4 separate regions of the Homo sapiens genome follow, and regions 2, 3 and 4 are each linked to region 1. The links are chromatin loops, found by intact Hi-C in ENCODE. Cell type or tissue: endothelial cell of umbilical vein. All regions are shown on one strand. Each heading gives the region's core, and the rest is flanking DNA. Links, peaks and the distances in the headings are about the cores only.

Region 1 (7,546 bases), core at 1,600-6,599:
ATTGGATTTAGCTGACTTCTAACTTCATAAGGATGTAAGAATAAAGCACAGGTGTGGTATCATAGCAAAAAGCACTAGCCTGGGAATCAAGAGACTGTTTTACCTCTTTGGACATTAGTTTCTTTACCTGTACAGTTAGGAATTTAGGTTAGCCTCTTCTAAGATCTTTTCTAGCTTTGAGTACCCTAATTTTCTTTGTAAAGACACATGACTATCCCAGCAATGCTAAAGGGAATATGCTAGAATTGAGAGAAAAATGTTTGGATGTTAACTCAGTAATTCTTATAAGTGACATGAAAACTAAAGCTTTACTTTAAGAAGTTGTGTCTGTCAGGAATTTTGAAATTTACTTTTTAATATCTGAGTAGTAGAACTAGCTATATAAATCATCTCATCAGCATTTTCAAGTTGAAATTAGGCCAACCTCCTGCCACAAGTGTTTTCGTGGACCTGGCTACTCGTGGACATTGGCTACTCAGTGTACAGCTATTAGTTGTGTAGCCTTGGGTAAAAGTGGCTTTCAAACTTTTTTCAGTATATTTTGCATCATGACCCAATCATGACACACACGAACCACTTTACATCTCTGAAATAAATCTCTCTTACAACACAGAAAATGCTATTTTCTGTTATGTTTCATTTCAAAAAATATTGGTTACAATGTACTGTCCCTTTGAACTCTGGAGGAATACAGTTAAACTTCGACTTTTACAGTTATGCTGGAGCAAAGCTTGCCAACGAATTTGCTGTTAAATATTGAAATTAGAAGATTTTTAAATAGATTTTTATTTGGAACTTTAATAGAAAATCATAGTTAATATCTCCATTAATACTCTTATCTTTTCCTAAATACATAATATAAAGAAAATGGAATATTTTTTACCAAGCCCTGTGAATCTGCCCCTCAGTCTCCTCCTTTTTACTCCAGTCTGCTATACAAGCTTTGTCTTATTTATGCATACCCTATTAGTGAGAACTAATAGACATACCATGACATGAAAAGCATTGAGAAGGCTTTTCTAGAGAACTAGATATAATGTGTCATGTACATTAGATATAGAGTGTCAGATTACCATTGATAAACCCTTTCTTTATCTTCATCACCAGAGTTGTCTCCCAGAGCTCCGTGGAATTTCCTTTCTCTGCTTTAACGTACTTTTAAAAGGTAATTTTACTAAAAAATGCATATGGTAAAAAGATGAAATAATATAAAAGGGCATGTGACAAAATGTTTTTCCCACCCTAATCCCTCAGCCCCACTCCCCAGAAGGGAATTTATTTTTCAAAAAAATGATGAGAGAGAGAGAGAGAGAGAGAGAGAGAGAGAGAGTGTGTGTGTGTGTGTGTGTGTGTGTGTGTGTGTGTGTGTGATCTACCTGAACATCTTTTTAATACATATAAAATTATACCATTATGTATCTACTCTTTTCCTTTTTTTTTTGAGACAGAGTCTTACTCTGTCACCTAGGTTGGAGTATAGTGGCGCGATCTTGGCTCACTGCAACCTCTGCCTTCCAGGTTCAAGCGATTCTCCTGCCTTAGCCTCCCGAGTAGCTGGGATAACAGCTCGGCTAATTTTTGTATTTTTAGTAGAGATGGGGTTTCACCATGTTGGCCGGGCTGGTCTCAAACTCCTGACCTCAAGTGATCCACCTGCCTCAGCCTCCCAAAGTGCTGGGATTGCAGGCGTGAGCCACTGCACCCAGCCTACTTCATTCTTTTTAATGGCTTTATAGTACTTTATTGTGTGGATGGATGTACTGTAACTCAGTTATTCCTCCTTTGATGGATATTTGGATCATTTCCAAGTTAGTTCCCATCCCCTCTCCATCAGACGTACTTATGCTATCAGTCTTCTCCTACCTCCGTTTTGGGATAGAACCCAGAACTGGGGTACTATAGGGAAGGTATAATAGTGCTGTGTGGAAATAGAAAATTCCCTTACCAACTTCTATGTATCAGACTAGGGCTCCAAAACTAGGCCGCACTATCCCAGGCATTCATGGGTCGGGGTGGGTAAGAACTGCCCCAGGAGGAAGTCATTTCTCCTCAGAGCAGTGAAAGAACATTGGGTTCAAAGTCGGGTAACTTGGGTGTGGTATTGGGGTGGGTCACCTGACCTCCTTGAATCCTCAGTTTTACCATCTATAAAATAAGAGATTGAAATAGATGAGTTTTAATGTCCCACCCAACTTCAATATTTATGTAGTATTTTTGTTGGAATATTGATTTAAACTGGATAACCCAAATTATATGAAGTTTCTCATATTTAAATTAAAAACATCTATTGTATATATTGTGTGGTCTGTAATTTATTTGACCTTCCATGTGGCCTAAGCTATTTTAAAGTTTAAGAATGTAAAAAAGGAAAGTTGAATATCATTCTATATTTTACATAAACTATCCTTTTCTCAAAAGTCAATTTCAAAAGTATAAAACCCATTCCAGAATTAAAAGCAAATCCTTTTTATCAAGCTTGAATATTTGAGGAGGAAGATTGTGAAGTTATGTTTGTTTTTAAAATGGATCCTTATAATTTTTCAGTGAGTCCGACCATTCAGAAGTAATCCTAGGGCTTTGAAACTTGGCTTCAGGTTTCTTGTTTAAACTGTTTGCACATTCTAGCCCTTTAATCCATCTCCTTGTTTCGTTAAATGCTAAAACTGACATTACTTAACATAATTAAAGTTTTCAGATTTGATGCTGAGGAAGCTGCTTTAGAGGTGAACTATATCCTGCCAGCAAAGTTACAAAGTTACATGGCAAAGTTATAAAGTAACAAAAGCAGTATTTTTGCTGTATCACACATAGGATATTTAGCATTGGGTAGCATTACCTGTTTCACAGTTTTAGTTTCATAATTCAATCAAATGACAGCTGTTCTAAAGATAAAATGATGTAAGGACTTCAATTGATTTGTGTAATTACAACTGGAAGATAAAAGACATTTTCTTGGCCAATAAGGTAGGAGAGAGAGTTTGTATGTTTGTGTGGTGGTTACCTTAGTTTCTTTGCAGAAGGCTTAATATACCTTGAATATACTTTTCTATAATCTGAGATATTATTATTATTCAAATAATGCTAGATAATTATTAGTGTTCCTTGTTAATTTTCATACGCATTTTTTGACATACAATTCCACTTAGCAAAATGTATCGAAGACCTTCTAGCAGCCAAGCACTGAGTTAAATGCTAGGAGTACCTAGGTAACTGAGACAGTCTTGCTTAGAATCCTCTAAAATGACAACTGCTCCTGTTCCTTGCGTTGTTGGAGCTTTCTAATATCCACTGGTGATTGGAACTTGGCAAAAAATATATATATATTTAAATTCGAATCTGTGAAAATAGATGAAAAGTATGTTTTCAGTGTTTAAAAAGAAGGTCTTAATGTCTTAGTACAGTGTCAGTTACTTTGGAGGCACACTCTTCTGTATGAGGCTCTGCTGGTGACACCAGTTTCTCACTAATTGAACTCTAAGTAATGCTGTGGTGCTTGGACTAATTAATTGAGGCTAAATTTTTGTCTACTAAAACGTATCTGATGTATAAAAAACTGTTGGAATTATTGTGCTTCACCTATTATGATTTTTTAACAATTGCTTATATGAAACCACGCTTGAAAATGGTCACCCTCTGTTTTGAAGATACATCCTGATGGCTTCTTTGTCAAATTACCCCATCCATTGTGGCATGTATAACTAAGGAAATTCTTCATAGTTAGAAATATACAGGATGCTGCTGTCTACAGGATGTTGAACAAACTTTGAAGCATTTGAAGCCATTTTAGGAAAACAGTCCTATGGTGGCAAAATCAGTCAAATAGATTGTAGTTTGAGCTGAAACAGACATTTTAAACGAGAGAAGGGGAAGTCTCATTACCCTGGTCTGTTACGCAGTCCCAGAAGGCACTGCTGTTTCTGCTTTGGAGCCCAGCATTTGGCTAGGGTCCTGTGACACACAGTGGGAATTCACTTCCTATCAGGAAATGCTGTTTTTCAATGTATTATCTTGCTGAGACAACCACAGTGAACAATAGGCTATTAACGTTTTAGAACAACAAGTGTCATGACTAAGCCAATATTTGCTTTGTTTTGAGTATCACTCTAAAAAAAAACTTTGGCTGAGCTTCAGAATACATTTGACCATCAGTAACTGTTGGGCATAAAAGTCATGACAGTTAAAAAGATCAGAAAAAAAATGCTTTAATAGTGGTTATGACCTTTTGCAGGCTTAGCTTACTCTACACACTTCCTGTCCTTAGATGAGAATGAATTATTTTAAACATACCTTTTGGGTATGAAAAATGTCCATTTAAAGACCTATTTTGAGTTTTGGAAGCCATGAATTCAAGTTCTGTAAAACATTAAACTGTCTTACGAGATAGCTTATTCGGTTTACTTCTCTCCACAATTATTAATAAACTGGAAAGTCCTTAAGGGCAGGAATCAGAGCTGTGCCTTAAATAGTCTTTATAACCTTTTTCTAACACCTGAATTAGCATTTGCTGATTGATTGGATCAGTAGTTTCTTTGGTGTTTGAAGATAACATTTTTGTATCATTATTTGTACGTGGTCTCAAAACATGGCGGTAAATATAGATTTTTAGAAATTGCTCTTTTTATGTATGTATTTACTTATTTTAAGTATTTCCAGATACCGATAATGCTCTTCTCATATCTTCACACTTTTTTTGTGTAATTACTTTTCAGTCAGCTTAAGACATTTCATATTCAGGTCACAATATTCATTACCTCAACCATCTTGGATACTTGGCCAGTCTTATCAAACCACGAATAGCCCAGTTTTCAGAGTTTGCTCTAGAATCCCTGTCCTGGTTTATTCTAAGACAAGTAGAGAATGGGGGTATTATGAGTCAAGAGCCTTACTCACCTCAGTGAGTTAATAAACCCTTATTGAGTAACTCTAAGTGGACAGTAAAGAAAGGAAAAAATGTTGACCCAGTTACTTGGAGCCAACAGACATACTCAGATAATTAAAAGGCAATACAGACTATGACAAAGTGATTTGAACACTAAGGTTGCGGGGAGAGCTAAGATGGAGGAACTTAGGAAAGTCACCATGGAAGGGGTTGGCTTTTGAATAAGAATTCAAAGTATGGACAAATATTGGATGGACGGATGGAGATGAGAGGGGAAAACAGTCCAAATGTATGAGATATGGTGAGCATCCTGGCTAACACGGTGAAACCCCGTCTCTACTAAAAATACAAAAAATTAGCCGGGCATAGTGGCTGGCGCCTCTAGTCCCAGCTACTCGGGAGGCTGAGGCAGGAGAATGGAGTGAACCTGGGAGGCGGGGCTTGCAGTGAGCCGAGATCGCGCCACTGCACTCCAGCCTGGGTGACAGAGCAAGACTCCGTCTCAAAAAAAAAAAGAAAATAGAAGAAGAAGTATGGTGAGCAAAGCAACAATCGGGGATGGCTTTTTTTTAGGAAGAGTCATTTCCCTCTAAACCTAATTAATAGGGATGGACTTTGAAGTCTTTCCTATCGTTTTTTCAGGGCCTGAATTTTAGAAGCCCCAGGCTGATAGCTAAGTATTTTTTAAAGATGGGACTTCCTGGATGCTTTTTTATTTCCTTGGGGCAGGGACTGAGGAAATGGTGTTTTTGGAAAACTATAGTAGTTGGCTTTGTGCTTCTTTGTTGCAACCAAGGATCCCAGGGTTGTAGTACTCTTACTACCTTTTAAAGGTTTAAAATAACACTTTCTAGCACTTTACAACTTGACAGAACCTTTCCTAGACAATAGAGATCAAAAGTAGACACAAAATATTTACCAAACTCTGGAGAGCTACTTAAGTTACTAAGCTCCTCATAGATAGCTTTTTATTTGACAATAAAGTACTTGATGTAGGCTTTAAGTACAGCTAAATAGACACTATAGAACTAAGCTGTGAGTCTAGTCTTTGTGAGCCTCAGAAAAACAAGAGTCCTACTTCAAGCTGGAATTTAAAATATAGCAAGCAATTTCAGTGGACCTTTTAGGCATGTGTGAGTGGGCACAAAAAGCTGAGTCATGAAGTTTACTCTTCCTGGTGAATTACCATGAAAGCTTGAAAGAAAAGCACTCTCATTATTTTAAAATAGTAAAAATTGTTTTAGATTCTTATGGAAATAACACCAACAAAATGTTTTGTATATTAATCATGAGCACATACCTAGAAACCCTTTAAAATCAAGAAATTGTAACATGAGGCATTACCTGGCTTTTTAGAGATAAAAGTTAACAGTTTATTTAATGTACAGTAGCACCTGAAATGTGCTTAAAATTGTGCTTACCAAAATCTTTAGTTAAATAAATTTCTAAGTGCAGTTCATGTTTTAAATTTTTCTTATATGAACAGATCATATGGTCTACAGTCTTATGTATCTCATTCTAATGTAGATAAAGTGAAAAGTATTGGGTAAGATAAATTGAGGGACTTGGGACACGTCACTCTCTCTCTCAGGATCTGTTCTACCTTTCTCCATATGAGAAATGAGGTAGAATAAGATTTGATAATATCTTACATCCTTTTAAGCTCTAACATCTTTAAATTCTAAGGATAGTATTCCTCTTTTGGCTCTCATTAGGTAATATCAGGGAAAACAACTCCTCTTGTTGGAAGAGTTCTTATTTATATTTACAAAGCAATGTTGTTTCTCTACAATCCTAACAAACGTATGAAAGTTATTCTTTGTTGTTTTAAAGTCTGCATTTCTGTTGTTTTTGATAAACTTTCCTCCATAAATTAAATAGTTAATTAGTTTAATGTTTTCTCTTTTTCCTGAATTTGATATTAGACTTCTCAGGTCTTTTTCCAGATTTTCTCACTTTTTATTGAGAGTTCAGTTTCCAGCAGTGGACTGGAGACTTGGGTTGTTGTCTCTTTATCTTCTCATTATTTCCAGTTTCTTCATGTTAGAAATAATTTTAATTCCCCCCCATTTTTTGATATGAATTAGTTTGGTGTCATAAAATATCAATGTATACATACATTTTTAGAATTCTTGTTCATATCAACTAGGCCTACTTTTCAAAGCTAAATCCTGTTTTATCAGGAAAGAGCCTAGACCTCTTTAAATGCACCCACAAGCTTGCATGGCAGTTAATGTCCAACACAGTTCAAAATGAAATAATGGGGCATATATAATCTGGAGACCAGGATCTAGAGAACTTTTTCTAAAGTTCATAATTATAGTTTAGATTACACTTTGTTGAAGATTTAATTTGGTGAATACCCAGGGGATTTTACTGACTGGAATCCAGGTAAACAGTCAGGAGCAGATTCCCAGAAATGGGCAATAGGAATGAGTCCAGGTATGTGAACAGTCAATATGAGTGAGATTCAGTAGGTGTCAAACTGTAGCACATAGGCAGAGTTTAGGGACAGGGAATTTTTGGCAAAGGGTGGTAATTGGTAGAAGTCCAGATCCAATCAGTACCAGGGAGATCTGCATGGCATCGGAGATCTACTGCCATATGCAAAGATGTGAGCTATCAGGTGACCTCAGGGAACAGTGGCAAATGATAGAAGGGTCTAAG
Region 2 (7,546 bases), core at 1,450-6,449, 420 kb after region 1:
TAGAAATAGATTGATTTTGTATAGTCCCTGTCCTGCCTCTTGTATCTATCTAGATCTTGGAGACTTGTCCATATCTGATCATACATGTCTGTTTCACATTGAACCGGTCTCCTGTAATGACCATTAGGTTGCGTCCCGCCTCACTGCTCCAAGCAATGCGGTAGATGTCCTTCTCCATGTGCTCTTGCGTGTGCAGTGCCTTTCAGTAAATCATGAGAATTGCCAGGTCAAGAATTACATGCATTTTAAGTTTCAGTAGAAATTGCTTCATGCCTACCCTTATAACACTACTAAACTTTAAATTGTTGCCAGAGAAAATTTTTATTTCTTTACGTAATTCATGTGCAGATAGGAGTTCAGGTTTTAATCTGGTGGCATCTCAGATCTTGGTGGGGGCAATGCCTTTTGACACTTTCCATAATCCCCTGTCTCCCAAACAACCACTAAAATGAAATGGTGATGACTGAATTGCGTGGTCAGTGCTTATTTATATATAGTATCTGTGCTCTCTCTGTTCCCTGGTGATGTGGTGGTGATTGAAAGCAGACTCACTCCAAAAGAAGTAGCTCTAAGAATTGCCATGGCTTTTGCCACTCGAGTGAGGCACCAGCGAGGAATGTTCTGTCTCTCCACACCTCTGATGGGAGTGGGTGAAAGACTGAGACCATTTAATCTGGAGGATTCCTCTGAATCCCAGCTTGAAGAGGCAGGACCCTGTTTATCTGTCCCTCAACTAAATTTTGTCAACAGCATGCAGGATCCAGCCCACACCCGAACCTCTTATCTGTCCTCCTGATAGCCAACTCTGAAGTAATATATTTAAAGCCAAAAGATGGGGTAGCCTGAAGATTCCTATTTCCCCAACCTTCGTCCTGAAGTTTGGGAGGGCCCAGGTCATTCTGAACTCCAAATTCCCATCCAAATCCTTGTTTGTCTCCTGGAACCCATAATGTCGAGGTCCAGGCACGGGAAGTGATCAGGTGGTTTACTGACTAGGGATGCCTCTTCCAAGGAAGCTGTGGGTCATTGTGAGCCTGCCTCATTCTCTCTTGACTGCTGGAAGGGAAGGGGCCCAGGGGCTATGGCAGAGCATGGGAAGCTAAGCTGCCTATAGCACCATCTTGCACCTCTGCCGTGGCCTCCCGTTGTCGTGGGGAGCATGGTCATTGAGGAGGACCAGGAGCTCATGGGCAGGCGCAATGGGCTGCTTGTGAGGTGACCACAGGGGAGATCTGGGTGTACTAAGTGGGGGCGGGGCAGTTCCAGTGAGCTGAGAGGAAGCGGTAATGGCAAGATGACTCATTCTAGGAATTGGCTGCAGCTTCTGGGAGGGAGTTGGAGACTGCCTTGTAATCCATTAACCATTTGTCTACTGCAGGGCTTTAAAAAAGCCAGCATCACAACACCCAAAGTCAGAAAAGAAAAAGGGGGTTCTTTGGAAAATTCATGGTCTCAGAATGCATGTTTAATGGATTTGACTCCAAGTGAATTCTCTGGGCCAGAAAAAGACAAGTGGGCTTTCTGGAGGCCCTAGGAAATGTCTCAGGTTGCTCTCTGGGTTACCAGCAAAGGAGTTTCCCAAGCAAGGCTGGCCTGTTGCACCTGGCAGCCCTTGGCATTCTGAGGGTTCCAAGGCCACCTTTTCATTCGGTTCTTCCCCACTGAAATGGGCCCAAGAAGGCTTACTTATATTTGCAAGTTTCCGTGACTTGCTCAGAGGGTCGTTTTTACCTTATATCCATTTGGAGAGGTGTAAATGTAATATTAAGGATTCTGAGAGTCACACATGCCGTAAGTTGACTTATTGATTGGGGGGGGGGTGCAGGAGGAGTAGGAGAGAAGTAAGAAAAGTGGGGATAAGAAGATAGGGTGGTCATGAAGGGGACAGAGACAGTTTTTGCTCATGAGGGCTGAGAATTAAATTCAGAAGTCTTTATTCTTTCAGTTGATTTAGAAGGTAATTAACTGGATTGATGACTCCAAATTGGACCTAGAAAGGATTGTCAGCAGTGTTCTTCTTAGCACCTTGGGAGTGAGAAGCAGTGAGGCTGTTTTACTGCCCTGAGTCGAAATGAAACCTCGTATCAGCCCCCATTTCCTTATAAATGGAGGAGGTTCCAGCTAGAATCCTGCTTAGAGCAGATGGGCTGGGGAAGAAGCCACTTCAGGAGCCTGTCTTCTCGCCAATTAATGAAATTTTGGGTAATCACACCTTCCTTTTAGATAAACAAGAGAGAAAATAGCCTTTGTTTTCTGGAGGGATTTGGTTAGTATTTGCCAGATGCTAGACACTTTCTTTCACAGTTTAATCTGCTTCTGATAGACACAAAAAGTTAATCATTGCCTCTGAAAGAGTTCTTTTTAGAGGTTTGTATGTGTGTACAGCCCCTTTCTATTCTAAATCTGTTTGCTGGTTTTGCTCAATTTTTAATGACCAGAATCTGTACTGGCTTATTTTTTTTCTTAACTGTGTAACACTCAGAGTATTGATTAACTATGGGTATTTTTGACAGCGTGAGAAATTGATGCTTACCATCTGTCTCACCTTTTTGTTTGTTTTTGTAGGGGGATATGAGACTTTCTACTCGGAATATCCTGAGTGTTGCGTGGATGTAAAACCCATTTCACAAGAGAAGATTGAGAGTGAGAGAGCCCTCATCAGCCAGTGTGGAAAACCAGTGGTAAATGTCAGCTACAGGCCAGCTTATGACCAGGTACGTGATGTGATGGGGAAGAGGTATCCTGAGTGGTATTCTGGGCTCCTGTCTCCCTTCCTTCCTCAGCACCTGACTGTTCTCTCCCCACTCAGCAATGATGGTTAGTTCTTTTGTGGATCAGGGTGTTGGCAAAATCCCCTGGCTTTAGGGAGCTTCTGTTGCTTGCCAGCTTGAGCTTCCATCCAAGAGTAAATGGGCTTCCTTCCAGCAAACGAGCTGACAAGAGCAAACCAGCCACAGGATGCTTGGCAGCTTCTGGGGAAAAGGGGAAGTGAAAGATACATTATTGTCATCTGGCTTCGGAGGTTCAGAGAAGCTTTGAAATACTGGTCTAGGTTTCCCTGAAGACATTTCAGAGTTGACTTTCAGGCTTCCTGTGTTGCTTTTCTTTGTAATTGTCCATGCTCTGCAGTTTCTGCAAACCATCCCGGTACCTGTCAAGGTGTGTCTTATTGGTATGTTTAACTGAAACTGGTGTTGGTGGGGGTGCTACAGAGAAAGTCCTGTTTGGGTGGCTAAGTAGGCTCCTCTAAGGGGTTCTTATGCTTACAATTCCACAGATAACTGAAACCAGAGGAAATCAAAAGATACTAGAGGGCTTCATGTTTCTGTAAACTAGTGAGTTTTTGTTTTTCTTCTAAAAATGAGTGCTTTGTGATAACTCATTAAAGGGAAAAATAAAGTGGAAGGGGGTTACGTAGCACCATCCAGGAAGATGAAAAAGCAGGTGAGAATCCAAATCTGGCAGAAGCCAGAGATCAAAACCTAACCATTTTACGGAAGGGAAAAGAAGTGTTCTGTGACAAGTGAGATGATTGATTTTGCAGAGTCCTACAGCTGGTTCAAGGCAGCATCAGGCTCAGAACCCCTTTCTCTCAGCTCTCTGTTGTGATTATTTCAGGACCTTGTTCTGTTTTCCACATGGCCTCTAATCTAGACACCTGACCTGGTGGGAGTAACCTTTCAAACTTTTCACATAAACCAAGAACATACCCAAATCATAAGAAGAAAGATTGCTAGATGCTAAAATGCCAGCTCCCTGCCATGAACAAAACCCTGTCCCTGGGGATAAACTTCAAAGTAAAGCCAGATGACCTTTTCTTGAACGGGCTCCTTGGTCAGGAATCCTATTAGCTTGTCCAGATGCCAGGGTTAGGATTTTGTTTGTTTTCCTTTAATAAACATCCTTACAGTATATGACGAGCCTGTGGCTTTCAAGCTGTGGACATCTGGCCTAGCTAGATTTCTACTTTTGTTTGTTTGTTTGGGTTGTGTTTTCCCCCCATTTCTCAGAAAGTGAAAGAGAAATAAGAATTGGCAGAATGTTGCGAAAGCACGGCACATCTTTGGCCAAGTGAGGGGTGAGAAAGCCCTGATGTGTCTTCAAGATTCATCTGGGGAACCCCCTAATGCTACTTCTTAGAAATGCTTCTGCATTTAGAGCAGCCAGATGAGGTTGTGTTAACTTTTGGGGTTTCTGAAGGCCTTTGGCTTCTTCCTCTTGGTCTAAACAGAAGTTCAAAAAGGGAAAGAAATGTAGTTTCAGGGGTGTGTTGGGCTGAGCTCCAAAAGAAACTGGATAGGATCCCAGGTCTGGTGTATCAGCAATTTCCAGGCACTCAGGAGAGGAAGAGATCTTGAGTCAACCATCCAGCCTGCTCCTTAAAGGGCGAGCCTGTTAGTGTCCATTGGTGGGGACCCATAAGTCATCAGTGGCCACGTGAATCTGGACTTGGAACTCTGACTCCTTTCCAAAGAACTTTGTACCACCTCTGCTGTTTTCCTGGTTTCTAGCTGGTGGGGATGCTGTGCCCAGGGAGTGGGTCCAACTCAGGTCAGGACTAGACCTGCTTGGATTGCCTAAAAACCTGTGTCTTCCCCATGGAGAGAAGCCATGTTCTGTTCATTCTTCAATCTCTATGACAGTGGCAGCTATGTGACGTGCCAGGTTTTAATGCATTCATTATCCCATTTACACCTTACCAATTATCCAGAGAGGATAGGTATTATCCCCAGTTTAGAGACAAAGGGTCATAGATTAAAGAAGCTATCCAAGATCACATCAGGTAGTAAGCATGGAGCTCTGGAACTTAACCAAGAGCTCCGCTGTCTGACGCCCAAGCCCAGGTTGTTAACCACTGCACCACTTTGCCACCAGGAAGGCTGCTCTGTACGCATGGAAGTTTGGGAGGTTTCGAGGAGGTGATGCAGATGGACATTTTATCTCTAGAGGAAGAGAGGAAAGAGGGAATTTTTTCCTTCCTGTCTTTACCTGAAATACTTACTTTCTCATATTGATCACTATTGAAATGGAGTCAGACAAGGCCTTGCATCTCATGCTACGCAATCAGTTTTGGGTTTCAGCCCAGCTCTACCACTGACTAGCTCTGACTTGGACAAGTTATTAAATGCATCTGAGCCTCAAGTTGCCCATCCGTAAAATGGGAATAATGTTACCTACCTCACAGATTTTGTGAAATTGGTATGATGTAGGCACATCTAAAGGGTTAAGCCCCCAGAGGCCAGCCATAGTAGATGCTGATAAAAATACCAGTTGTTATTACCGTATGTAAAATCTTGTGTAATTTTCTTTCAAGTGACTGAACTGGCCTTTGCTTAAACACTTGACTTCTCAGGAAACAAAAAGCTAACTCCGGGTGTGGGGTAAATTGAGAATTGCCTGTGGCTGGCCCCTGTCCCACGCACCCTTCCCTGTTAGGGATCTGGCTGAGAGTTTCCATTCCGTTCTTATTCCAGGGCAGGAAATGGAAACACAGGAAGCAGATGGTTGGCATGGGAAAGGCTCCCAAAGACACAGCCACTGTCACCCAGCCCCTTGTTTCCCTCTCAGTCTCTAAGGGCTCCCATTTTTCCAACCATCACTAGCTTTTCTGCCACCTTCAGAGCCCTGTAAATGCTGTGACTGCCAGAGTCTAACCAGCGGTTCATTTTAGTTTTGCCTCAAGGTGGATGGTCTCTGGTTCCCCCTTGACTAGAAATCTGGGGTGTGGGTAGCCTCCCAAAAGGATGGCTCTGTAAGCGGGTCTCACCAGCACCTTCAACAAACCCCCGTGTGAAGAAGGTCAGAGGCGGGGAAGCCCCTCTGCTTGTGGCCTGACAACATTTTTTATCTAAAGATTCTGAGTAGGTAGTGGTTATTTTCATTTCTAAAAAGCATACTTTTTTGTGGAGGTGGAGGTGCATTTTAACATCTCTAAAACCTGGGTGCATCTTAGGATCAACAGTGTCTTAGGTTTGATGAAATACACCATATAGGCTAGGCTTGGTAGCTCATGCCTATAATCCCAGCACTTCAGGAGGCTGAGGTAGGAAGATCGCTTGAGGCCAGGAGTTGAAGACCATTCTGGGCAACATAGCAAGAACTCATCTCTACCAAAAAAATTATAAAATTAGCCAGGCATGGTGGTACATGCCTGTAGGCCCAGCTACTCGGGAGACTGAGACGGTAGGATCTCTTCAGCGTAGGAATTCAAGATTACAGTGAGCTATGATTGTGCCGCTGCACTGCAGCCTGGGTGACGGAGCAAGACTCTGTCTTTCCAAAAAGGAAAAAAAAAATACACTATGTAAAATGTCAAGGCTGTAAAGGAGGACACACACCATGTTGAGTCCTGGTCCATTTTATCTGTAAAGAAAGCAAGACTGTCCCAAGGCATAGGAGATTGCCCTGGTACTCTCAGGGCAGCTGTAACTTCAACACAGGCCTGTCAATTTTTCCCATATTACCACATGGCTTCTCATCCTTGTCAGCGCAGGAAGGCTGTCGGCATATCCTGCCTCCTGGATATGTGCAAAAAAGTGAACTCTTTGCTGTGTGGATTTTGCTGTCATTGAGTCACAAGGCAGTCACATAAGGTAGAGAGTTGGCCAGGATGGAGATACAACCACACTTGGTTGAACTGCCCTGGCTCTGAACTCCACTTGGAAACCAGAAAGGGAACCACCCATCTTAAGAAACAAATAGGTCGGAGTTGTTTTTTCCTCTCTCAAATGAACAAGCTAATCCAATATTTCCTGATTGTCCTTTGTCCCTGCATCCAGGGTGGCCCAGTTGAAATCCTTCCCTTCCTCTACCTTGGAAGTGCCTACCATGCATCCAAGTGCGAGTTCCTCGCCAACCTGCACATCACAGCCCTGCTGAATGTCTCCCGACGGACCTCCGAGGCCTGCGCGACCCACCTACACTACAAATGGATCCCTGTGGAAGACAGCCACACGGCTGACATTAGCTCCCACTTTCAAGAAGCAATAGACTTCATTGGTAGGTTTAGCCATTCCCCTTCAGTTATTTTGGGAGCCCCTTTGGGGCATGTGTTCTTGACTTTTGATGCCCTGATGGAAGCTACCTTCACTGAAAGAAAAGTGTCTTGTATATGCCGCTGCTGAGAGTTGGAGCCAACATGGGATGCAGCTACCAAAAAGGTGGAAGGGAGGATTTAAGTTGCTATGAATAGGAGCTTTAATTTGCAAGATAAATGAATTAATATAATTTTATGGCAGTACTCACTGTCGATCTTGTTATTGTTTCTAGCTGGGCAGGAGCTGAGTGTATCCCTGCGTAATGCTCCACACAAGGAAAGCAGGGGGAAGAACCTCCCTAACTGTGCTTCTACGTAGGTTGGGTTTATTTTTAAAAGCAAACAGAAGGATTCAGAGAGCACTACTTACGCACTGAGCCCCAAGGGCCCCCAGCAGCTTTCCATACTCTTGGTGAACGGCTTGGGGCAATTTGTTTTGCATTTTCAGCTAATTTTGGATTAAAGATAGCACTTGACTCAAGCTCCATGCTGTATGCACAGAAAAGTTGG
Region 3 (7,546 bases), core at 1,190-6,189, 55 kb after region 1:
TAATATCTGTTAGAAAGAAATTGCCAGTGAGCAAGTGAGAATTTTTATTTCTCAATACCTGCTTCACTTGATAATCATATTATAATTTTTTATCATGATTATTGACTATATTTTTGGAGTCCCATTGTTTCAGTGGGCATTAACAGAATGCTTTAAAAACTTCTAAGACAAGAATCTATAGCATTAGTATACACTGGCACATAATTTTTTAAAAAGTTTTAAGAAAAGATTCATTTGGAATTTTATTCACAGTATAAAATTTCCTCACCTGAAGTAACTTTGTTTGCCAAAAAAGTTGTTTTAATAAACTATAATTTTTGAAAACTTCCTTTTTTATTAGTTTAGAAAGCCCCTTATTTTTCAACAAAGGGGATTTTGTACACATAACATGGGTTATTTAGTTTAACTCTGGCAAAAAAAAAAAAAAAAATTTTGTATGTTGATGTTTGTATACCGTTCAGTATAAAAGTGTCCTAAGCATATTAGCCAATCTTTTCACAGTAGAGCATACTTAAGGCTGCTTGGTACTGAGTATACTTAAATATAACTCCAGAATCCAGGGACTTGGTGTTAAAACAGGATTAGAGCATGTAAAGGTACATCTAGATTCATATTTGAATCTTAAACTGTATTTTTCTCTTAGTATTGCTAATGAGTAAAGAAAAGTCTCATAAGGTAGCCAAATGAAAAAGAATGAAAGGGAAAGTGAAAAATTAAGGGGACAAAAGATGGGATGTGAAAAGAAGAATTCTAGTTTGATGGTGACTCATATTCACGATAGGATACAAAGTGTGATTTGTTGGAAACATGTCCCAAATTTCTAAAATTCTGCTTCTCTGCCAAAAGCAATGTCTTTCTTGGTTGATATTTGAGTTTTAAAAGGGTCAAATCTTTCTAATTTTTTGTATCTTTAGAGGGCAGCACTAGAAGAAATCAGCAGGTCTAATCCCACCAGTAAGAAAACTACCACTTCTTGATTTTTACAGATTTAAAAAAATCTTTTCAGTGACCTTTCTTTTTAATGTAAATACAAATTTAAACCTAGGCTTAATATAGGCGTTTCCCCTTTCACCCAAGTGATGTCACAGTTCGATGCAAAATCAATGATCCAGAATGATCGTGGGTAAAAATAACTCAAAGTGTTTCTTAAGGGTGAGTTGGCATGCAAAAAATTACATTGATTACAGTGTGTTTTGGAGCTGGCTCTGTTTGTGTGCATATGATAATGCAGAGTTGAGCCAGAGCCTGGAAATGTCATTCTAGATCTCACTAACTACTGGAATCAGTGTTTTAATCTCTTGGTGGAAACTTTCAGTTGCTTAACTCTCTATTGGAAGATTTTTTTAATGTTCTACATCATTTATGTTGTATTACAATGTATGTAGAAATAGTAACCTGTGAACTATGCTTTTCCATAACTTTTTAAAAATATATATATCTAAATGAATGCAATGTGCATAAATATTTTTTAAACATAACAGTGAACTATTGCACCTTTTGCTAATGCCTCTATTTACTTGCTTTGGCATAAAGAATGAGCCAATGAACCTCTGTGTCCTGTGGAAAAATGTATAAATGTTATCTGATATTGCTCTTAGATGTAATGCTAATTAATGTTAAATCACAAATAAACAGTATTTTAAATATACGGACTTGTATCATGAGGTTTCCATTCACAGGTGGTTACTTAGCCTATTCATGGTCTGTTGAGTTTTATACTTCAGTGAAACTTGGTAAGTTATTGATGCTTCTGAATAAAGAATGTCCTGATAAATATATTTTCAAATTAGTTGAAAATTATATATATATACAAAACCTGTCTTTTTTCAGCTTATGTTAGAGGAGATATTCCCTGAGAGACCTGTTTTGTCTCTTGATAATGGGTATGGCAGCCTCTATCAATGTAGAATAGATGTTGCAGGATATGTACCTCTCTGATTTTTAATGTATTTGTTGTACAAATAACAATGTAATAGAAAAACAGCAGAAAGAGTAGAAAGTAGTTCACAATTTTATCACATTCACTTTTTTTTTTTTTTTTTTGAAACGGAGTCTCACTCTTGCCCAGTCTGGAGTGCAGTGGCACAAACTTGGTTCACTGCAACCTCCGCCTCCCACGTTCAAGTGATTCTCATGCGTCAGCCTGTTGAGTAACTGGGATTACAGGCATGCGGCACCATGCCCAACTAATTTTTGTATTTTTAGTAGAGACAGAGTTTTGCCATGTTGGTCAGGCTGGTCCTGAACTCCTGACTTCAAACAGTCCACCCACCTCGGCCTCCCAAAGTGCTGGGATTACAGGTGTAAGCCACTGTGCCCAGCCTTTTTTCCTTTTTGACATGGTCGCCCAGGCTGGAGTGCAGTGGTGTGATCATAGCTCAATGCAGCCTCAAACTCCTGGGCTCAAGTGATCTTCCTTCCTTAGCCTCCCAAGTAGCTTGGACTACAGGCATGCACCACCACACCCAGCTATTTTGTTTCTTTGTTTTTTGTTGAGACAGGATCTCACCGTGTTATCCTGGATTCAAGTGATGCTCTTGCCTCAGCCTTTCAAATCATAAGGATTATAGACGTGAGCCACCATGTCTGGTCCATATTCACATTTAAAAAAATTATATTCCCTTCCAGCTATTATCTAGTTATATATATTTATATATATATCATTTATATGTAGGTGTTTTTTATATATTATGGTGTGAATGTAATTTTTCAGGGTTTTTTTTCCTACTTAGATAACACATCTAGATTTTCAAACTAAATCTGTCATATGAATAACTTCTTGTGATTATTTTTCTACTTTGCCCTAAAAATACAGTACAAGAGGAGGATAACATGTTAATTGAGGGCTCTGGTTAATTGAAGTTTTTACTATAATTACCCATTATAAAAATGAAGGGTTTGGTCAGAGAAAAATAGTCATAGTCTTGGGCATATTTAATTATTACCTTGGCTTGTAAATCACCCTGTGGTAAAAAATTGCTATTTTAGAAAGATGCTCATTTCAAAATTCCCTTTCATAAAGCAACAAAGGCGATTATCTTCAGTTCTCACTTGAGAGTCAATATAGTAGAAAAGTTCGCATGTGCCTTTTCTTCATTGATTAGTATTTTCATTCAGGGAATAAAAACCAAACTGATAAAATTTGTGACAGCACTGGCTTCTCTTAACATCAGGCCCCTTTTTCCCCCCCACATAGGCAGAAAATACAGACTGGTTATTTCTTTTCAAACTCAAGGTTGATACATACACATATCCAAGTTGCAATCTTGGCCAAACTGGGATTTTGATAAAAACAGTCTTGTTTGTGGCCACTAGAGGGAGTAATAGATCTAACAATCCAATGTTTCCATTCCTTGCACTGAACTTCCCTATTTAGTCTGTAGGCACCATGTTTGTTGTGAAATACCCAGAACTTGAAAGAGAAGGCATTTCCTTTGTTGTTTATTCTCCTCAGTAGATCGTTCTCGACTTTGTTTCCTTAGCAGGTCTCATTACAGATATCACCCACAGTGGAGAACACATAGAAAGTTGTGGTGTGCTCTCAGAGGCTGTGATAGGATATGACACCTCAGAGTTTTCATACCTGTGAGTGACAAGACAATGCCTTCTTCAATAATTGACTTTTTTTTTTCTTTTTTACTAAGGAGCTAACCGATAATATTTTTTGTTGATGCCTTCTGTGTACCAAACGTTAGGCTAAATGCTTTTCATATATGACTTCATTTGGCCTTCCCAGTATCCCAACAAAGTAGATGATATTATTCCCATTTTGTAGATAATGAAACTAAGGCTTGTAGAAGATGAAAAGTAGGTGGTAGGATTCCACCCATAGAGATTCAGACTTCTATAATTACTCATGCCATCTGTGTGCCAGACCCTGTGTGGCTGCAGTACATTTCCATGGTTTTTAGGAAGAGGCAGTTATCTTAGTTTGGACTGTAAGTCAAGCCACGGTGAACTTGTATTTTGATATAAGTAGATTTGGGATCAAACATTGACTTTTGATTTGGAAGACTTTTTTCCCTAACAAATCACCTCAAGAATGAAGAAATTGGTGGATACCTGAGAAGCAGGAATGACCTGTGGTGATAGCAACCTTTAGGATAAAGAACCAGCTCCTAAATCTTACACCATGACACCTGGAAGACAAGTTATCATACTTTTGCTTAAGATGCAGCAGAGACTTGAGAAGAAGCCCTTTTTCTTTTTCTTTTCTTCTTGATTTCCATTATTGGAAACAGAAGAAACATTCTAAGGAAAATGTTTTTAAAACCAGAAAAGGTAGCTTAATCTAGTTACAGAAGTCATTTTAAAGATCAGAAATACACTGTATCTACAATTTTATTTAAATGAGTGTAATTGAAGATGGTCTGTCTTGGAGAAAAACAATGTAGAAGCCTTTTGGGGAAACTTGATAGAAAAAAACCCTGAATTTGCATACTCTTACTTTCAAAGGGGTTTCATTTCTAAGAGCTGACCATTAGGGGGCAATAGTGGATCTAAATTTAGTTTTAGTTCATTGAGGGAACTCCTTCGAAGTATTTTTGGGCTTGATTTAGAACTCTATTTTGATTATGCATTGCTAGGTGCAGTCTAAGGTTGAGGAAAGTTTATAGATACCAGATTATTTTATTTGTTCCTTATAGCCTGGTTATCTTGTTCTGACTTTGTAAGAATTATCCTTCTGAGAGCTGGTGCTTACCTAATGTCATACACTTCATGGGGGCGCTAAGCCCGGATTCAAGAAAAGGTCTTCAAGTCTTCATTTCATGCTTGTCATACCACAGTTTTCCTTGGAAACCCATCAGGGCATAACCTACGAATGGATAAAATAGATAATAGATACATTTTCTAAAGTTTACTGCAAATTGTGATGTTTAGAACTTTATTACGGGAACAGTTTAGAGAAACACATTGCAAGACCAAGCCTAATTATTATTTATCCATAGTTGTTTCCTAAAGTTTCAAGTTTTTAGATGCTCCATGAGTCTTTACAGTATTGTCTCAAGTTGCTGATTTCTTTACTGTTGGAACCTCTAATATTTTAAATGCCATTTACACTTCAAGTGACAAACGGGCACATTTTGATATTCTGTACCAAAAAAAAAAAAAAAAAAAGCTTTTTTTATCTAGCAGAAAAATAGATGGATATATATCCAGTCCACAATTCCTTTTTATTTAACAAAAAGTTTAGTATGAAAATATACATGATCCAATTTTTACGTCATAGTAAAATAGGCCCTTCGGGGAGAGGTCATGGATTTCTCTGCAAAACAGCCTTGATTTATACTCATCCCAAGGCTTCTAACATGATACAATTTCCTCATATCACCATGAGGAATATCATTCTGTTACCCACTAGTTGCAATCTCCACACATCCATCAATCAAAAGATTCATAAAGGGATCAAATCCCTGCAATATTCCTTAGACATGTCTGTCACCAGTTAAATCCAGCAATAATTCTTGTCTATTCATTTTTCCAACTCAGGAAAGAGATCCTTGCTCATGGTGTTGACTCCATGGACTCAGAGCTGCCATGACACAATTTTCACCCTCCTTCACGCTCCCGAAGTAGGCCTGGCCCACAATTATTTTTAAGGCCTATATAATTTCTGGTTGGGTAAGTCTTTATACTGAAGCTGTGGTGAAGGGGGTTTTTGTTGTTCTTGTTGTTTTGAGATGGAGTCTCACTCTGTGCCCAAGCTGGAATGCAGTGGTGCGATCTTGGCTCACTACAACCTCCGCCTCCTGGGTTCAAGCGATTCTCCTGCCTCAGCCTCCCAAGTAGCTGGGATTACAGGTGCCCACCACCACACCTGGCTAATTTTTGTATTTTTAGTAGAAATAGAGTTTCACCATGTTGTCCAGGCTGGTCTTGAACTCCTGACCTCAGGTGATCCACCCGCTTCAGTCTCCCAAAGTGCTGGGATTACAGGCGTGAGCCACCATGCCCGTCCCGTGAAAGTTACTAAGTTGCCTTTTTGTTTCTAGATTTTATTTTTACACAAACGGTTTTGTCATTCTCCAGAGTCGGTCCTGACCTTGCTTCTGATGGTAAGAAAACCTCTCCAGTGCTATATGACTGCTGTCACGAGGCAAAATACTCGTTCCTTGCTGAACAACATGCTTTAATAGCATTGGTTTTATTCATCTAATTTGAACGTGTATTGAAGAATATTAGATTTCTAAGAAACTCTAGGATTTTTTAAAAAGTGTTTATGAAATGGCAGAATCAATATGTAGTACAAACTTGCAGCACCAGATGAAAGGACTTATAGGCAAGATTTTCCTCATTGTCTATATTAGACTCGCACTCAAAAAGCTGGTAAATATGTCAGCCCTATAGAAAGACCATTGCAGAGTGTTAATTGGACTTCTTAGACCAAACAGTGTCCCTTCAGATTGATATTTAGACTTGAAATTTTTGAGAAAAACTTGGATTTCCCAAAGCAATATAACATATCCTAGCAGATAGGGATGGAAATTAGGAAGTAGTACAGTTATAAAATGCAGGCTTTATTATTATTTTTTTCTTTGAGACAGTCTCACTCTGTCGCGCCCAGGCTGGAGTGCAGTGGCATGATCTCGGCTCACTGCAACCTCCGCTTCCCAGGTTCAAGCAATTCTCCCGCCTGTCTCCCAAGTAGCTGGGATTACAGTTGCCCACCACCACGCCCAGTTAATTTTTTGTATTTTTAGTAGAGACAAGTTTTCACCGTATTGGCCAGGCTGGTCTGGAACTCCTGGCAGTTGATCCACCTGCTTTGGCCTCCCAAAGTGCTGGAATTACAGGCATGAGCCACTGCACCCAGCAAAATGCAGGCCTTAAGAGGCAGACTCAGCCGGGCCCAAGTAATCCCAGCACATTGGGAGGCCGAGGCGGGCGGATCACGAAGTCAGGGAATTGAGACCATCCTGGCCAGCATGGTGAAACCCCCTCTCTACTAAAGATACAAAAATTAGCTGGGCATGGTGGTGCACGCCTGTAGTCCCAGCTACTCGGGAGGCTGAGGCAGGAGAATCGCTTGAACCTGGGAGGCAGAGGTTGCAGTGAGCCGAGACTGTGCCACTGCACTCCAGCCTGGCAACAGAGCGAGACTCCATCTCAAAAAAAGGGCAGGCTCTTTTGGATTTCCCTCTGGTACTCCTGACTTATCTTTTCTGGGTTTATAAAACAAATATAGTGACAGTCCCCAGCCTGGACCTGGAGCTACAGTTCTGCTAGACTCTTCTCAATGGTTTTCTGGCTGTGTTCTGTCCTTCCTTGAAGACCATTTTCTTTCATAGACAGTCAAGATCTAAACTAATTGTTTTTTTTTTTTTTTCCAAAAGCAATAGCTTCTGAAGATTTTCACTAAGCAGGAGCTAGGGAGGAAGTAGTTGTTGCGTGCTATAACTCACCCCTTTCCTGTTGAGTAATGCTGTAGAGGTTGGATTCAGTGGCAACTGGCTTGCTAGACTTTGACTTCAGAGTAGATGAGCTCCTAGTTTTATGAGAGAACATGTAGATACAGCCAGCTTGTTGGCATGCACAGGCAGTCTCT
Region 4 (7,546 bases), core at 1,554-6,553, 110 kb before region 1:
GTATTGCATCCCATATTTTTATTTGCCAAATCTGGCAACAGTAAGGCCACATTCTTATGCTTCTACATCTGCAACAGCATTGCGGAGGTGAGACTGTCCTGGGCCACATCACAAATAATTACTGGTATCAACAACAACAACAATAATGGCTAACATTTATCAAGCACCAAGCAGTTACTGCCAGACACTAGGCTAGATACCTTATGTCTACCATGTCAAGGAGAGGGTCCAAAAACATGTACATAAATATGTCATTGACAATGCAAGGTCGAATATGTTTTTTTTAAGGCAATGTAGCTTCAAGATTGAGGGGAGACACTCTAAGCCACATAGCCCAGCACTGTCATTTACTGTCCTTACCACCTTGGGTGTTTACCTAATCTCTCCTTATTCTCCTCATTTATAAAATAATGATGCTAGTAGCGCTTTCCTCCCGGAACTGTGGTAAAGATTAAAGTAGGTAATACACAGCTGGGTGCGGTGGTTCATGCCTATAATTCCAGGACTTTGGGAAGCTGAGGCAGGTGGATCCCTTGAGCTCAGGAGTTCGGAACCAGCCTGGGCAACATGGCGAAACCCCATCTCAACGAAAAAAAAATACAAAAATTAGCCAGGCATGGTGGGATGCACGTGTATTCCCAGCTACTTGGGAGATGGATGTGGGAGGATCGCTTGAGCCCAGGAGTTCGAGGCTGCAGTGAGCCGAAATCACACCACTGCACTCCAGCCTGGGCAACAGAGTGAGACCCTGTCTCCAAAAATTAAAAAAAAAAAAGTAGGTAATACGTTAAGGGAGTGACAAGGTGCCCAGCACATGGTAAGTACTCAGGAAATGGTAGACGTTGTTGTGGTGGTAGTGGAGATGGTATCGTTCTGATGGAACTTAGAGGTGGAGCTCTTTGGCCTGAGTGTTTAGTAGGCCTTCAAGGACTGCTAAGTGTGACGAGTCAGGGAAGATTCCCAGGACAGCAAGAAAGTGGAAGGCCTTTTTAGGATGTGGTAGGTAGACTTACCTAGCTGCTTCAGTTTGCATGGGATTAATGCAAAACCTTGTTTACAATCAAAATGCTCTGTTAATCTAAATTAACTTATAGTCCTCATAGCTTAAATATTTGCTCTTGTGGCTAGAGCAATTGACAGGTCTTGGGACACAAGTTGAATATTCGGTGACATGATTCTTTTTTTTTTTTTTTTTTGAGACGGAGTCTCACTCTGTCGCCAGGCTGGAGTGCAGTGGTGCGATCCCGGCTCACTGCAACCTTCACCTCCCGGGTTCAAGTGATTCTCCTGCCTCAGCCTCCGGAGCAGCTGGGACTACAGGCACCCGCCACCATGCCCGGCTAATTTTTGTATTTTTAGTAGAGATGGGGTTTCACCATGTTGTCCAGGATAGTCTCAATCTCTTGACCTCGTGATCTACCTGCCTCAGCCTCCCAAAGTGCTGGGATTACAGGCATGAGCCACTGCGCCCTGCCCTACATGATTCTTTTTTAAGGGAAACAGCAGGGATAGTTCTGACAATTGATATCTGTCATTGCACCTCATTTCCAAGCTTATCACAGCAAGATAACATTCACCAAGGAACTAAGATATTTATTGACTATCTATCGATTGGCAATAAAGAGAGTTGTACTCTCTTGGTAATGAACCTTGAGGATCCCCTCCAAAAGTTCCTTTTGCCCCTTCTCTTCTGCAGGATGACTTGGGCACGGAAGCATAGACCCAGCGCTCGGGACCTTTTGCTGGATCTGTTTCCGCTGAGGCTTCTGCTCGGAGCTGAGGCTGTGGGAATGAAACCATAGAGGGTGCCAGATGGCAGGGTGTGGGAAGTCTCAGGCTGGAAAGGGATGGCCAAAATAAACAAGCGACTGGAGGTCTGAAAAATGAATGGATAAACATCCAGACCAAAGTCAACAGTGCTGGAGAGTCCAACCCGGTCTCCGCAGCCGGGGAGGTTTCGACACGTGAGTTCAGTCTCAAGTCCTTGAAAGAACTTTTGTGCATCTGATTCTTAAGCATCCCTGCCTTGGAGGGGGTTGTGGGGGAGAGATCACACGGTTCCTGTAGCAATTCAGGAATCGTTAGATTTTCATCAACATGCTTTTCTATAAGGTTTCTGCCTAAAAATCAGTAGATGACTGGACACTTGTTGATATTAAAGAAGTAATGTTAATTTTTTTAGTATAAGAATAGTGTTGTGTATATATTTTTTAAATAATTTTTTTTGAGATGGAGTCTTGCTCTGTTGCCCAGGCTGGAGTGCAGTGGCACGATCTCGGCTCACTGCAACCTCCCCCTCCCAGGTTCAAGAGATTCTTCTGCATCAGCCTCCCAAGTGGTTAGGATTACATGCGTGCACCACCATGCCCAGCTAATTTTTTGTATTTCTAGTAGAGAAGGGGTTTCGCCATGTTAGCCAGGCTGATCTGAAACTCCTGGCCTCAAGTGATCCACCCGCCTCAGCCTCCCAAAGCGCTGGGATTACAGGTTTGAGCCACCGCGCCCAACCTTTAAAAGAATCTTTATCTATTGAACATTTACAGATGAAGTGATGCGATGTTGTGCATTTTCTTAAAAATAATCTGGGAATGGAGGCTGGGGATTGGCCAAAAATGGACAATTTTGAGCTTGGAGAGCATTATACTATTTCCTGTACTTTCATATATGATGCTTAAAATTTTTCATAGTACAAAGGTTTAAATAAAAGTTGTCAAAGGTGCATTTATTTTTATCTCATAGAAAGAACCAAAGTAGGATCTAACAGAATATTTAGGGTTTTTTTTAAAGTATAAAAGATCCCTATTTTAGGTCTACATAAAACACAATGAAATGGAAAAGAAGCAGAATTAAGCCATTTGGAGATAAAGCATAAATAAGTGTTTTACACATCTGAATATTTTATGACAGAATATCTGTGCTTTCCTATAAAGTAACAGATAATATGTGTATAGCACCTTTGGTATTCTCACTTCTCCAGATAACTGGATTGTGTTTACCTCATTTTGGGAAACAGTAAATTCAGAGAGTAGAGTTTATGATGTACATCTAAGAGATGCTTCAGAGTAGCAGTTATTACTTTGCTGGTTGGGGGCCCATTTGCAGTTCAGTGGGGTCTTGACTTAGACTGGGGCAAAAAGAGGAAACAACTCCGTGAAAGAAAGGAGTCTAGCACACTGACCAAAAAGTCCCTGCTGGAATTCTTCTCTGACTCAATTCATTTCCTCTCAGCCTTCTGGTATGATGGGTTTTTTGTTTATTTGGTTTGTCTTTTCAATCCCTGATAAATTTGAATTACAGTCACTCTATGATGTGTGCTATGGAGAAAAGCAAAAAAGCAAACTGTTTAGAATCCTTGTTTAAACTGGAATCACTGATTCAGCTTTGAAAGTAATACATGATCATTTCCTGGCCAGCAAAAGACCCCAAATCCTGTGTGACCAGTTCGTATTTATGCAACTAAAATGCCTCCAGTTTGTTTGCTGTTGTTGGGGGCTGGGTAGAAATGTGCTGCTGTTTCTCTAAAGCATAGTTGGCACAGGCATTGACTCTATAATCTTACTGCGTTTGCAAATGTTGTTAGGAGACCAGCATATGTCATATCACATTGTTTTTAATGCAGTAAAGAGTCAGATGATACCGCACAGCCTGCTCAGTGCGGGAAGGTGCCTGGCTGCTCTGCTAGCGGAGTCCAAATCAATTATCCTCTAATCAGGACTGTTTCCGGCACTGGTCAGAGTGAGGTTCAGAGTGAAAAGGAAAAACTGCTATTTCTCTCCAGATCCTGTTTGCATCAGCGGACTCCATCTGAGACCCATCCTGTTTGACCTCTGGTGTGGCGGGGGAGGGGAAATGGTCTGTTTGACTTTTGACTGTCACTGATCCGAGGGCCTCTTTTTCTCCAGGAAATTCTAGGATTAGTATTAAAACTTAGTCATCATCCTCAGTCTAACAGGATATACAGTCTGAGCTATTCAGGTTTCTCAGACTGGTCTGTGGGACACTTGTTCAAAATGCAGAGTTTGACACAGTCTCTAGGAAGATGCTATTTAAACAAACTACCCAGGTGATTCTGAAGTACAGCCAAACTCAAGAACTTGGATCAGAATGAGAACTCCTCAAATCCAGGCCACTGACTCCAGCCAGGCCCAACTCTTCTATTTATACTCTAATACTGGGAAACTTGTTTAGAGTTCTGGGCACCTAGAAGGGACCACAAAAAGAGATGCCTCTGTTTATGGGCACAGGAATGCTTTAGGACACCACCTTCATACATTCCTAGGGGGCAGATAGTGAGAACCTGGCCTAACCCGGGGTCAGCCTGCAGACAACAGTCAGACCCTGACCAGCTTCCCACCAAGACATGTCAAAATGGGAAAAACAAGGATAAAGTTAATTCACTCAAATGATTTTGTGATTATTTTAGCCATATCTTTCTTGAGGTCCTAAAATAGCTTTTCTTTTAGAGATTTATTTCCAATTTATGTGTTTATTTTTTGAATGGTTAATACCTGATACCCCTTGCACAAAATTTAGAATGTTCAAAAACTTGCTACCTTGACTATGTGCGAAGCCTCCTTCCCATCCCAAAACAGCTACTGATTTCTTTTTCTTCAAAAAATGCTTATTAAAGGAGATAAATCTGTAGAACTCATTTCTAATTAAGCAGGTAGCATCTTCCTTAACAATGTATTGTGGAGCTACTTCTATATCAGTACATTTGGGGAATTTTATAAAATTAAATGATGGTGATGATATATTATAGTTGGGTATTCTTAAAATGCCTTAAAGACTGCACACACACACACATAAACACCCCACAAAATCACACACATACACGCATATTTGGCGGCCCCATACCGGAGCCCCAAAAATGTTTTTACATTTTTTTTCTAGTCCATGAAATCTAAAAGCTAAAGCCAGGGACATAATACCAATGAAGAATAATAATAATTTTTAAATGATATTTTTGTAATATAATATCATATCATATATAATACATAATAATTATTTATTTAATAATAATAGTAAAAGGGTTTCGGACTCAAATGGGTTTGAGCTTAAGTTCTAGTTCTGTTATTTTCTAGTTCCAAGAATTTAGATAAGTTGCTGGTTTCTCTGAGCCATTTTCCTCATTTAGCAAAACTGAAGGTGGGGTGAGAAATAAAATCTCCTTCCTGAAGTTGTGAGAAGTGAATAAATAATGAATAGAAAGCACCTGGAACCTTGAACTTGAAGGATTATCAGTATGTGGGGCGCGGCTAAGATAGCTGGCAACAGAAAAGAGCTGCAGAGAGGTGACATTAGATAAGGACTGGAAGTGCTCATTGACTTTGGCAGTTGGAAAATCAGTGAAGATTCAGCCACAGAGCTCAGGGGAGTGTTATGGGCAGAGATCAGAGCTGGCAGCAGGGGTGGCACAGCGGCTGGCGAGGAGAGGAGGCGGTTGGTGCTGAACACGTGCATCCTTGTTGAAGCTCTGCACTGTGTGCTCCAGTCTCAGAGCAGGCAGGCGTTCTTAGTCAAAGAAATACTGTCTGGCAAGCAAAAAGATCTTTCTGTTCCTTTATCTGCATTTTCTGAACACGGTGAAGGGATTATACTGGCAAGAGGGATATTTCTTTAAGCCCCACTTCTTTCTCAAGGACTCCACTCATATCCTGCGGCTGTTCTTGTGCTTCTCTCACGTAAACAGCCGCCCACCAATCTTCTCCAAAGACTCTTTCTCGCTAGTTCGTTCACGTCTTCCTCCTCTCCCCACTTCCTCTCTGATTCTATCCCAAGAAAGCCCAAAGAACCATTGGTCTAGAAGACAGAATCCTCAGAGGGCAGAAACAATTCACAAATACACAATCCTCTTTGGCTGTCAACAGCAGGGTGGAAAGGGTGGGAACCCTGCTGGGTAATAATTTTTGTCCCTTCACAAATGAATGAATGATGGGTTAAACTGAGCCAAACCCCAGCTGGGCTGCAGAGACACATGGAATGTGCCGAGGGTTTATCTGAGCAAAACTTTGAGGAGCTGTGAACAGACTGTGTGCCCGTGACAAATGGTGTACTGCATTTAACACAAATTAGGTGATCACAGTTGCCTTGCTGGACCAGCAGGAGTGATACTTCGGGATAGAGAGCATTCCAGGACCTCTTCAGTTAAGGGATCCAGTTCTCTTTCTGCATAAAGAACTGGCTGTCTTGACCCTGAACCACGCACTGTGCTGTAGCATGCTACCTTTTTCCATTTCTGAGTAAGCCATCTACGGCCAAAGCCCAACTGGAAAGTTCTGGGAGAATCCTGGGCATCAGGCTCAGCATCCCAACACATGATGGGCAAAATAAGACAGAAGCCAAGGGGAAAGGGCCAGTTGCTTAGCTCTGAGAGCGTTCCAAGTTCCTTGGAAGAGATGTCTCTCCCTGCCCCCTCCTTCTGGAGAACTGAGGCCCAGTTTAACAAAGCAGAAATGTGAGGGATTTGACCTTCTATTAAACTTTGTTATTTCAAAATAATGCTCCGGTTTACTTAAAGGTACAGTGCAAATAATTGGGTTCACGTGTTTCACCAATTCAGATAAAAGATGAGGGCCAATCTGCATAAGTGATGACTCTTTCTTACAGCGAAACTCAAGCTAGGAGAGGCAAGACAGTGTAGCTGTGGAGCTGCTGAGAGCCCAGGCTTTGGGGTTAGACAGACCTTGTCACATCCTAACTCCATTGATGAATTAGTATCTGTGTGTCTTTGGGCACTTTATCACTGTGAGCTATAGTTTCCTTATCTGCAAATTGAAGATAATAACCTTACCGGCCGGGCACAGTGGCTCACGTCTGTAATCCCAGCACTTTGGGAGGCTGAGACGGGCGAATCACTTGAGGTCAGGAGTTTGAGACCAGCCTGGCCAACATGGTGAAACCCCATCTCTACTAAACATACAAAAATTAGCCGGGCGTGGTGGCGCATGCCTGTAATCCCAGCTACTCAGGAGGCTGAGGCAGGAGAATCGCTTGAACCTGGAAGGCGGAGGTTGCACTCCAGCCTGGGCAAAGAGCGAGACACCATCTCAAAAAAAAAACCATACATACCTACTTCATAATGTTGTTGTGAACAAATGTATAAGGCACTTGACATTGTGCCAAGTAGGGTATCTTTCACTAAATAGTTTCTCTTGTTGGTAGGGGTTCTTGGAGAATCACACTTTATGAATGTGTAAGAATTTTTAATAAACTTTTAAATTTTGGAATAATTTTACAGCTACAGAAAATTTGCATAGCTAGCCCAGAGAGTTAGCATATACCTTTCACCAAGATTTTTTTTTTAATGTTAGCATCTTAATATTACCATGGTACATTTGCCAAAACTCAGAAGACAACTTTGGTACATTACTACTGACTAAACTCGGTATTTTATTTTTATCCATATTTCAGTTTCCTGTTCCAGGATGCAATCTGGAATATCACATTACATTTAGAAGAATGTTTTTTAATTAGCACAACAATCAACATTATTAATCAATCAACTAGTGTCTCTGTTCTCAAAACCTAAATGTGGGGGCAAATA

The links. A loop is a pair of places that touch in the nucleus more often than their neighbours do. Peaks named below come from ENCODE experiments on the same cell type or tissue, not always from the same donor. Only the 100,000 strongest peaks of a DNase experiment are listed, where the experiment ranks them.
Region 2: a loop joins it to region 1, with 7 times the contacts of the local background. A loop is called at or near these places in 4 of 110 quality-filtered maps.
Region 3: a loop joins it to region 1, with 4 times the contacts of the local background. A loop is called at or near these places in 4 of 110 quality-filtered maps.
Region 4: a loop joins it to region 1, with 5 times the contacts of the local background. A loop is called at or near these places in 8 of 110 quality-filtered maps.

The regions. Positions count from the first base shown.
Region 1 is chr10:110,078,133-110,085,678 of GRCh38, forward strand. All of the region lies in intron 1 of ADD3 (adducin 3), which reads left to right. Among named protein-coding and RNA genes, the nearest start is that of ADD3-AS1, 74 kb to the left of the region's middle. In endothelial cell of umbilical vein, for the core only: no CTCF peak of the experiment used is centred there; a DNase peak (open chromatin) is centred at 4,009; H3K27ac peaks cover 2,243 bases.
Region 2 is chr10:110,500,156-110,507,701 of GRCh38, forward strand. DUSP5 (dual specificity phosphatase 5) reads left to right here. Exons shown (of 4, transcript NM_004419.4): 2 at 2,566-2,714; 3 at 6,780-6,999. Among named protein-coding and RNA genes, the nearest start is that of DUSP5, 6.0 kb to the left of the region's middle. RefSeq lists enhancers at 3,895-4,124, 4,175-4,324. In endothelial cell of umbilical vein, for the core only: no CTCF peak of the experiment used is centred there; DNase peaks (open chromatin) are centred at 2,926, 3,966, 4,326 and 5,496; H3K27ac peaks cover 4,559 bases.
Region 3 is chr10:110,133,918-110,141,463 of GRCh38, forward strand. It overlaps ADD3 (adducin 3), which reads left to right. Exons shown (of 15, transcript NM_016824.5): 15 at 1-1,648. It also overlaps the pseudogene SNRPGP12. Among named protein-coding and RNA genes, the nearest start is that of MXI1, 70 kb to the right of the region's middle. In endothelial cell of umbilical vein, for the core only: CTCF peaks have their summits at 3,315 (motif pointing right) and 4,480 (motif pointing right); DNase peaks (open chromatin) are centred at 3,334 and 4,564.
Region 4 is chr10:109,963,785-109,971,330 of GRCh38, forward strand. All of the region lies in intron 2 of ADD3-AS1 (ADD3 antisense RNA 1), which reads right to left. Among named protein-coding and RNA genes, the nearest start is that of ADD3, 40 kb to the right of the region's middle. In endothelial cell of umbilical vein, for the core only: no CTCF peak of the experiment used is centred there; DNase peaks (open chromatin) are centred at 1,877 and 3,627; H3K27ac peaks cover 2,931 bases.